Linked DNA regions of Homo sapiens: region 2 is linked to region 1. Evidence: chromatin contacts called from ENCODE Hi-C or POLR2A ChIA-PET data. All regions are on one chromosome and are shown on one strand. The core of a region is the stretch at or near the end of the contact, and the rest is flanking DNA. Distances in the headings are between cores, read along the strand shown.

Region 1 (3,728 bases), core at 315-2,814:
TCACGCCTATAATCCCAGCACTTTGGGAGGCCAAGGTAGGTGGATCACCTGAGATCAGGAGTTCAAGACCAGCCTGGCCAACATGGCGAAACCCCGTCTCTACTAAAAATAAAAAATAAAAAAAAATGCCAGAAAGCCAGGCATGGTGGCGGGCGCTTGTAATCCCAGCTACTCGGGAGGCTGAGGCAGGAGAATCACTTGAACCCAGGAGGCGGAGATTGCAGTGAGCCAAGATTGCACCAGTGCACTCTATCCTGGGTGAAAAGAGTGAAACTCTGTCTCATTAAAAAAAAAAAAAACTCTGGCCATGTCTTTGTACTCACAAATTAGAGGGACAGAGTGTGTATGAGTGTCTCTGTCTGTGTCTGTGTATAGGGTTGTGGTCAGTGCATGGTGACCTCCCAAGCCACACTGCTTAGACGCACTCAGTGAATTACACCAGGAAGAGATCGCCTTCCAAGCCTGGACTTCAGCCCACACAAATCAGGGCCAGTGGGAGCTTTCTCCACCCTCCTCCTTCCTACTGTCACCAGTGTATTTACTTCCTGAGAGATGGTTGTGCCAGAAAGTCACTGCATCTAGATTTGGGATTATCACTGGAAACAAGCCAGCCCTACCTAAGCAATGATGGGGCTAAGACTAAATCTTTCCCTTGGTATCCTGCCTATAAATCAGAGGAGCAGAGAGATGATGGATTCCAGCTCCTTGCTTTCAGATGGGGAATCTATGGTTCAAAGACTGGGTTGAGTGCCTCAAGGAGGCAGGATTCCTAGCTTTTCATCTGTTCTCCTTCCTCCACTCCACACATGCTCCTCTGCCCTTGGCCACATCTCCTTGACTGCAAGCCTTGCTACTACTTTGGGTTCTCAAGAAATATATCACACACAGCCACCCACTGTCTCAAGCCAGCAAAGAAAAAGCCCCCTGCAGCCCTCAGGCCAGCACACAATAGAACTCATACACTAGGATGCTTTTTTAAAGGGGTACCTTCTGTGGGAGCTAGATGCAGAAGGGATCTGCTTTTCAGGGGCTTCCTTTGTCTCTTCTGTCCCAAAGCTGCCTATTCCCTGATCTTCTAGGCCCTTCACCTCCTTCCACCCACCCCGAGAAGAGGTAGCTAGGAGACTTGAATTCCCGTAAGCATGCAGGATGAAAAAAACAGGATTGCAAAAAAACCCATAAGCCCTTCAGAGCTGTGATCTTTCTGGAATGAAACCAATGCATTCATTTCTTGAGAGATGAATGGACCAGGTTCGTCTCCATAGCTTGCTTCTAGGTTTGGGATTTTATGGAAATATGCAAGACCTTGCTTGGGTGACGATGGAGCTAAGGCCAAACCTCTCCCTTAGAGGCTTGCCTATAAAATAGAAAGTAGGTCCGTGGAGGTTGGAGTTCATTACATTCCTTTGCTTCCTTTTCTGGTGTTGCTACCCCTCACCCCTCACTCAGGGCGATTTGCATGAAAGGAAGTCTGAGAGGCAGGGACAGCCCCCGACCTTGAAGTCACAGGCCACAGAGAAGGAAGATGAGCCAAAACCAGAATAATTATCATTCTGCTCCTGCCCTTGAAGTTCACCGGAGTTTCAGATCAGCCATATTCTTCACCATGACCTTATTTCTGCAAGGGGAACCTCAAGATGCCATTAATCACAACTTAGATTTTTTTTTAAAGCCTGGTGACAAGACAGGGGTGTTGGCTCATTTGGGATGGGAGCTGTGGTTCAAGCCTCTGTCCACACCCACCCATACCTCCATTCGCCAGAGAGAAAGAAAGAGGTGTAAAATCTTGTTCCTGACTGAGAAGGGCTTCACGGCCATGGTGACACCTGTAAACCTACAGGCTGGATTTGCAACCATGTATGAGCCATTAGGGGCAGTGAGTGAGAGGAGGAAGGTGTAACTCACTCGGGTGCCCAGACCCAAGCCCGAGAAGCACATAGCCACTGCTGGAAGTCACTCCTTTGCTAAACAGCCCCTACATCACATCCAGCTTCCATTCCACGTTGGACTCTGATTTCAGTTCTCTAAGGCAAACACCAAGACATCTTGGGTGGTAAACAGTTCAATAAGCATTGAGACCAAATGACCAACATAGAGACAGGTCCCAGGGTTACAAGACATTAAAGCTGCTTTCCATAAAGATTTGGCCAAGAAAAGGTAGAAAGATTGGAAACTAGCAAATATCAAAACACCTACTATGAGCAAGCCACAGCTGAGGAGCTTTTATCTCTTAATTCTCACACTCCTAAGAGATCCTGATCATTACTCCCATTTATCAGGCAGAGAAAGAGAGGTGCAAAAGAGTGAAATGGCTTGCCCAGGGCTATACCACTGGTAAGTCACAGGGAAGAATTGCAGACAAGCATCTGACAATGCGGCTTGTGTGCATGATGTTGGCTGCCCCAGGTGGCCGGCAGCACAGTGAGAATTTCTTTCTCAGGATTGGGGTCCTCTTTTGAAACTGATATATGGAGTTGGTGGGCTTCCTGTTGCAATGTTTCTTGGGTAGTTTGATTTCTTTCAGCCTACAGTTTGGCTAATTCATTCTTCCAGTTCTTTTCATTTAGCTGAGAAATGCCATTGTTTCTTCCTTAATTTTTAAACAACTCTATGTCTGTTGTTGCAAAACCTGTTGTCCTAGTTCGACTACAGAAATGTGGCTACTGTGGGGAAAGGTGGTCACAATTGCTAACCTATATTACGTTCCAGCCTTGCACTTTTACTATGCATTGTCTGAATTCACTTTCACAGTAATCCTAACAGGCTAGTGCCATCATTACTATGACCATTTGACAGATGAGGAAATGGAGGCTTAGAGAGGTGAAGTGACTTGCTCAAAATCCTGCAGCCAGGAGCAAAAGACTCAGGATATGAACAGAGGTTTCCTACAAGCCCATGATCATAACCCTCAGGCTGAGACGACTACATTTTTCTTGCATGGTATGGGTACAGTTACGCACAATTCCGGTGTTTGTGGGGGAGAGGGGGTAGCTGATTCCAACCCCAGGGCTGGGAAGCTCATGTCCACACCCCATGGTCATGGAGGGCATAACAGAAGCAACGAGGCCACTCTGGGGGCCATGTTGTTTTTCTTGGGATTTATTGTGTGGGTCAAAACAGTAAAGATGTTCAGTGAGAGTTCAGAGACCCAGCTCCCCTAGAGGGGAGGATGTGACTCAGTGCCACCCGGACAGCTCTGCCAGTAACTGAGGTGTGATTAAGTCCCACAAGCCGGAGAACCAGGGGAAAGGCGTGCCCCCGCCCACACCCCCAGGCACCTGAGAACGGGCCAGGTGGAGTATTCCCCAGCCCACCCCATCCTCACTCCCACCTCCTAGTCTTAGTGGAAAGAAATAATCTGTCACTTAGGAAGCTCCCTCCAGACCCTTGTCCCCTGGCCTCATCATAAACATCTACTGGGCACATGTACGCTGCACTCTTTGTGTTCTCCCCTTACTCCTGACAACACCATTGAAGCAGGTGTTCATCTTAATCTCATTTCATAGAAGAGGAGGTAGAGGCTCACAAAGATGAAGTGTCTTGCCCAAAAGACTGAAGAACTCTCTCCATGTCATACTACCCGGTGCATCCCAGAGGTAGTGCCTCTGCACTGTCCGCCACCAGCTGATTGGCCGTGAGCCATTCTGCCATTATCCCTCTGTGTATCTTCACACTTGGTACTTGGCCCTAGAACAACAGCCCCGCAGCAGCGGGCAAAGGGGATTCCT
Region 2 (3,728 bases), core at 558-3,057, 1.4 Mb before region 1:
GGATATTAGCCCTTTGTCAGATGAGTAGGTTGCGAAAATTTTCTCCCATTTTGTGGGTTGCCTGTTCACTCTGATGGTAGTTTCTTTTGCTGTACAGAAGCTCTTTAGTTTAATTAGATCCCATTTGTCAATTTTGGCTTTTGTTGCCATTGCTTTTGGTGTTTTAGACATGAAGGCCTTGCCCGTGCCTATGTCCTGAATAGTAATGCCTAGGTTTTCTTCTAGGGTTTTTATGGTTTTAGGTCTAGCGTTTAAGTCTTTAATCCATCTTGAATTGATTTTTGTATAAGGTGTAAGGAAGGGATCCAGTTTCAGCTTTCTACATATGGCTAGCCAGTTTTCCCAGCACCATTTATTAAATAGGGAATCCTTTCCCCATTTCTTGTTTTTCTCAGGTTTGTCAAAGATCAGATAGTTGTAGATATGCAACGTTATTTCTGAGGGCTCTGTTCTGTTCCATTGATCTATATCTCTGTTTTGGTACCAGTACCATGCTGTTTTGGTTACTGTAGCCTTGTAGTATAGTTTGAAGTCAGGTAGCGTGATGCCTCCAGCTTTGTTCTTTTGGCTTAGGATTGACTTGGCAATGTGGGCTCTTTTTTGGTTATTTATTTATTTATTTTTATTTTTATTTTTATTTTTTTGAGATGGAGTCTCGCTCTGTCGCCCAGGCTGGAGTGCAGTGGTGCAATCTTGGCTCACTGCAAGCTCCGCCTCCTGAGTTCACGCCATTCTCCTGCCTCAGCCTCCCGAGTAGCTGGGACTACAGGCGCCTGCCACCATGCCCAGCTGATTTTTTTTGTATTTTTATTAGAGACGGGGTTTCACCGTGTTGGGCAGCATGGTCTCATCTCCTGACCTCGTGGTCCGCCCGCCTCAGCCTCCCAAAGTGCTGGGATTCCAGGCGTGCGCCACTGCGCCTGGCCGACACCTCCTTGTTTATTGATAGATGGGTATGGTGCTTCTGAGCCTGAAACGCTGTGACTAACTCCATGCCACTCAATCTGAAAACCTAGATAACATCATCACTTCCATAGAGAAATACAACTCAACAAAACAGCCTAAAGGAGGGCTAGAAAGCCTGAAGAGAGAAATAACTATTAAAGAAATTGGGCCAGGAGTGGTGGCTCATGCCTGTAATCCCAGCACTTTGGGAGGCTGAGGCAGTGGATAGCTTGAGCCCAGGAGTTCAAGACCAGCCTGGGCAACATGGCGAAACCCTGTCTCTCCAAAAAAATACAAAAATTAGCCAGGTGTGGTGGCACATGCCTGTAGTCCCAGCTTTCCAGGGAGCTGAGGTGGGAGGATCACTTGAGCCCAGGAGGTGGAGGCTGCAGTGAGCTGTGATTGTGCCACTGCACTCCAGCCTGGGCGACAGAGCGAGACTCTGTCTCAAAAAAAAAAAAAAAAAAAAAAAAATACATTGAATTGGTTGTTAAAAAGTCCTCAGAAGAAGTAAGAAAGGAGGAACACAAGGCCCAGAGGGTTTTGCAGGCAAATCTAAACGTTCTAGAATAGATCATCTGACCACACATTCTAGAGCAGATAACCCCTCCCTTATCCAAATGATTATGGAGAACAGGAAAATGGGAAAATACTCCCAACTCCTGTGACGAGGTCAGTATGACCTGGATTTCCAAACCAGACAAAGAGAGGAGGAGAAATGCAAATTACAAGTCAATCTCACTTCAGAATGCAGTAGTGAAAGTCCTGAATAACCTTCTGGGCTTATTATAGTTCCCTTGATACTTCCTCAAAACTACGACTGTTTCAGAAACATCTCATTCCTTGCCCTGAACTTGACCCCAGTTCATTGCCTTTAGAATCACCACTGCTTCTCTGGGTGAGGAGCTTGTCCCAGAAGAGGCCCAGGGAAACTGGTTCAGGAAGGCTCTGACTGTCATCGGCAGTGGCCCCACACTATCTGGTGAACCACTGAGAGGTCAGGAAGGGTGTTCCCGGGGCAGCCTCTTGTCAGCACAGGTATCCATGTATCCACTTCCCTGAGCCCAGCTGTTCTTCCTGACCCACTTCAAGTACCCACCCCCAGGCCAACACACTTTCACTAACCTTTTCAATTTTTAAAAGCAGATGATTTTTCCAAGTCAGTAACAACAAAAACTTGAGGGTTTTTTAATCTTTTGTCTTTCACAGGGTGGCAAGTAAGGAAGGTGTGCTAATGAACTAACTTAAAACCCTTTGATGTGGTGGTGTTAAGACCCTGTCCAACTTGGCCACCGCCCTATGCACATGGAAAGTGCCAGGCTGTGATGGGAAATCCGACTCTTTAACCAGGAGCAACTTGACCTATGGCAGATCCAAGGGGAGAATCGATTCTCCCCGCTTGGCTCCTGAATTCTGGATTTGATTTTGGTGCCCAGAAGAGGATGATGGAGTCTTGACCACTGTCAAGGTTTAGAAACCAACTAATTGCTTTTCCTACCTGCTCAGCTGTCGTTTTCCTCCCTCAATGTCCTTAGGAAAGTCTTAGGCACTGTTTGCTCATGGCTATCCATCAGGGGACTTCCAAAAAGGGTATAGTGGGGGAGTGGAAGCGATCCTCCCCAGGAGCAAGCAGTAAGCGGGTACAGTGTCTGTAGAGGGCTCCAAAACAATAATAAAACTTCACCTCCTAATGTCGGTGAAAAGCCGCTCTCCTTATTGAGGGTTCCAAAACAATAATAAAACTTCACCTCCTAATGTCGGTGAAAAGCCGCTCTCCCTGTTGAGGGTTCCAAAACAATAATAAAACTTCACCTCCTAATGTCGGTGAAAAGCCACTCTCCCCATTGAGGTGGATCCCAGGGCCTTCCTCCACCCTGACTCCTCACACAAAGCAGCCAGTCTTCATGAATGATGATGATAATGGTGGCAGCGGTGGTGGTGGTGGTGATGGTAGCAATAGTAGCTAACATTTCTTGAGGTCTTACTGCAGGTAACGCCTAGCTCTTTGTATTTGATCTACTAAATGTGATTTAATTTCCTCAGTGGTTCTCTGATGGAGCAGTTTAACAACATAGCAACATAACAAGGTTACCTGGGATCAACCTTGTTTATAGATGGGGAAGCTGAGGCTCAGCAAGGGTAAGACACAGCACTGAGAGAAGGAATTAGGGTGTGGTGCCGGGTCTGGGGATGCTGAAGCTGTTGGGGGTCTGTGACCAGTTTTGTAAATGAAGAAAGGTACTTCAGGGATTCAGGTTGAAGCCAACAGACCTTTCCCAGATGCCAAGGGCATTGTTCTGGCCAACACCCCTGGGCCTGCCTTTGAGGCATCTTCAGTAGTATCAGAGATGCTGACTTGGCATTCCAGGGAGGTGGAACCTCTGGTCCTGGTGATTTTCCTTAGGGCCTTAGATTAAAACACACACACATGTATGCATGTACATACACATGCACATATTCACATCACAGATGTACACATCACACACTCATGCACACATCATATATACACACACACCTGCACATCTATGCATTGTAAAGGGGACTCCCTCAATTGTCAAAGTTTATTTCAATGCTAGAAGAAATGGCAAAAAAAGGACAAAGATCTTCACCAACTGATGAATGGATAAACAAAATGTCGTCTTCCCAGACGACGGATGTTATTCAGTCATAAAGAGCAATGAATAGTGGACATATGCGGCAACGTGGATGAACCTCAAAACCACATATGATATGATTCCACTTATGTCAAATGTCCAGAATAGGTGAATCTGTAGAGACAGAAA

What was found. A loop is a pair of places that touch in the nucleus more often than their neighbours do. ChIA-PET counts read pairs that join two places held with the same protein, here RNA polymerase II (POLR2A). Pooled maps may share reads with other maps.
Region 2: a pooled map shows a loop between it and region 1 (5-fold over the local background). The contact joins two enhancer-like sites. A Hi-C loop is called at or near these places in 1 of 37 single-sample maps with no recorded cell type and 1 of 50 pooled maps. POLR2A ChIA-PET finds 5 or more read pairs at or near these places in 1 of 52 experiments (activated CD8-positive, alpha-beta memory T cell).

The regions. Positions count from the first base shown.
Region 1 is chr16:79,267,472-79,271,199 of GRCh38, reverse strand. It overlaps a transcript of MAF not described here. Among named protein-coding and RNA genes, the nearest start is that of MAF, 330 kb to the left of the region's middle. Within about 2 kb of position 1,564, at least 3 of the 41 ENCODE cell types and tissues checked have a DNase peak (open chromatin) inside an H3K27ac peak, as active enhancers do.
Region 2 is chr16:80,674,655-80,678,382 of GRCh38, reverse strand. The region is part of intron 2 of CDYL2 (chromodomain Y like 2); the gene reads left to right. Among named protein-coding and RNA genes, the nearest start is that of LINC01227, 100 kb to the right of the region's middle. Within about 2 kb of position 1,807, at least 3 of the 41 ENCODE cell types and tissues checked have a DNase peak (open chromatin) inside an H3K27ac peak, as active enhancers do.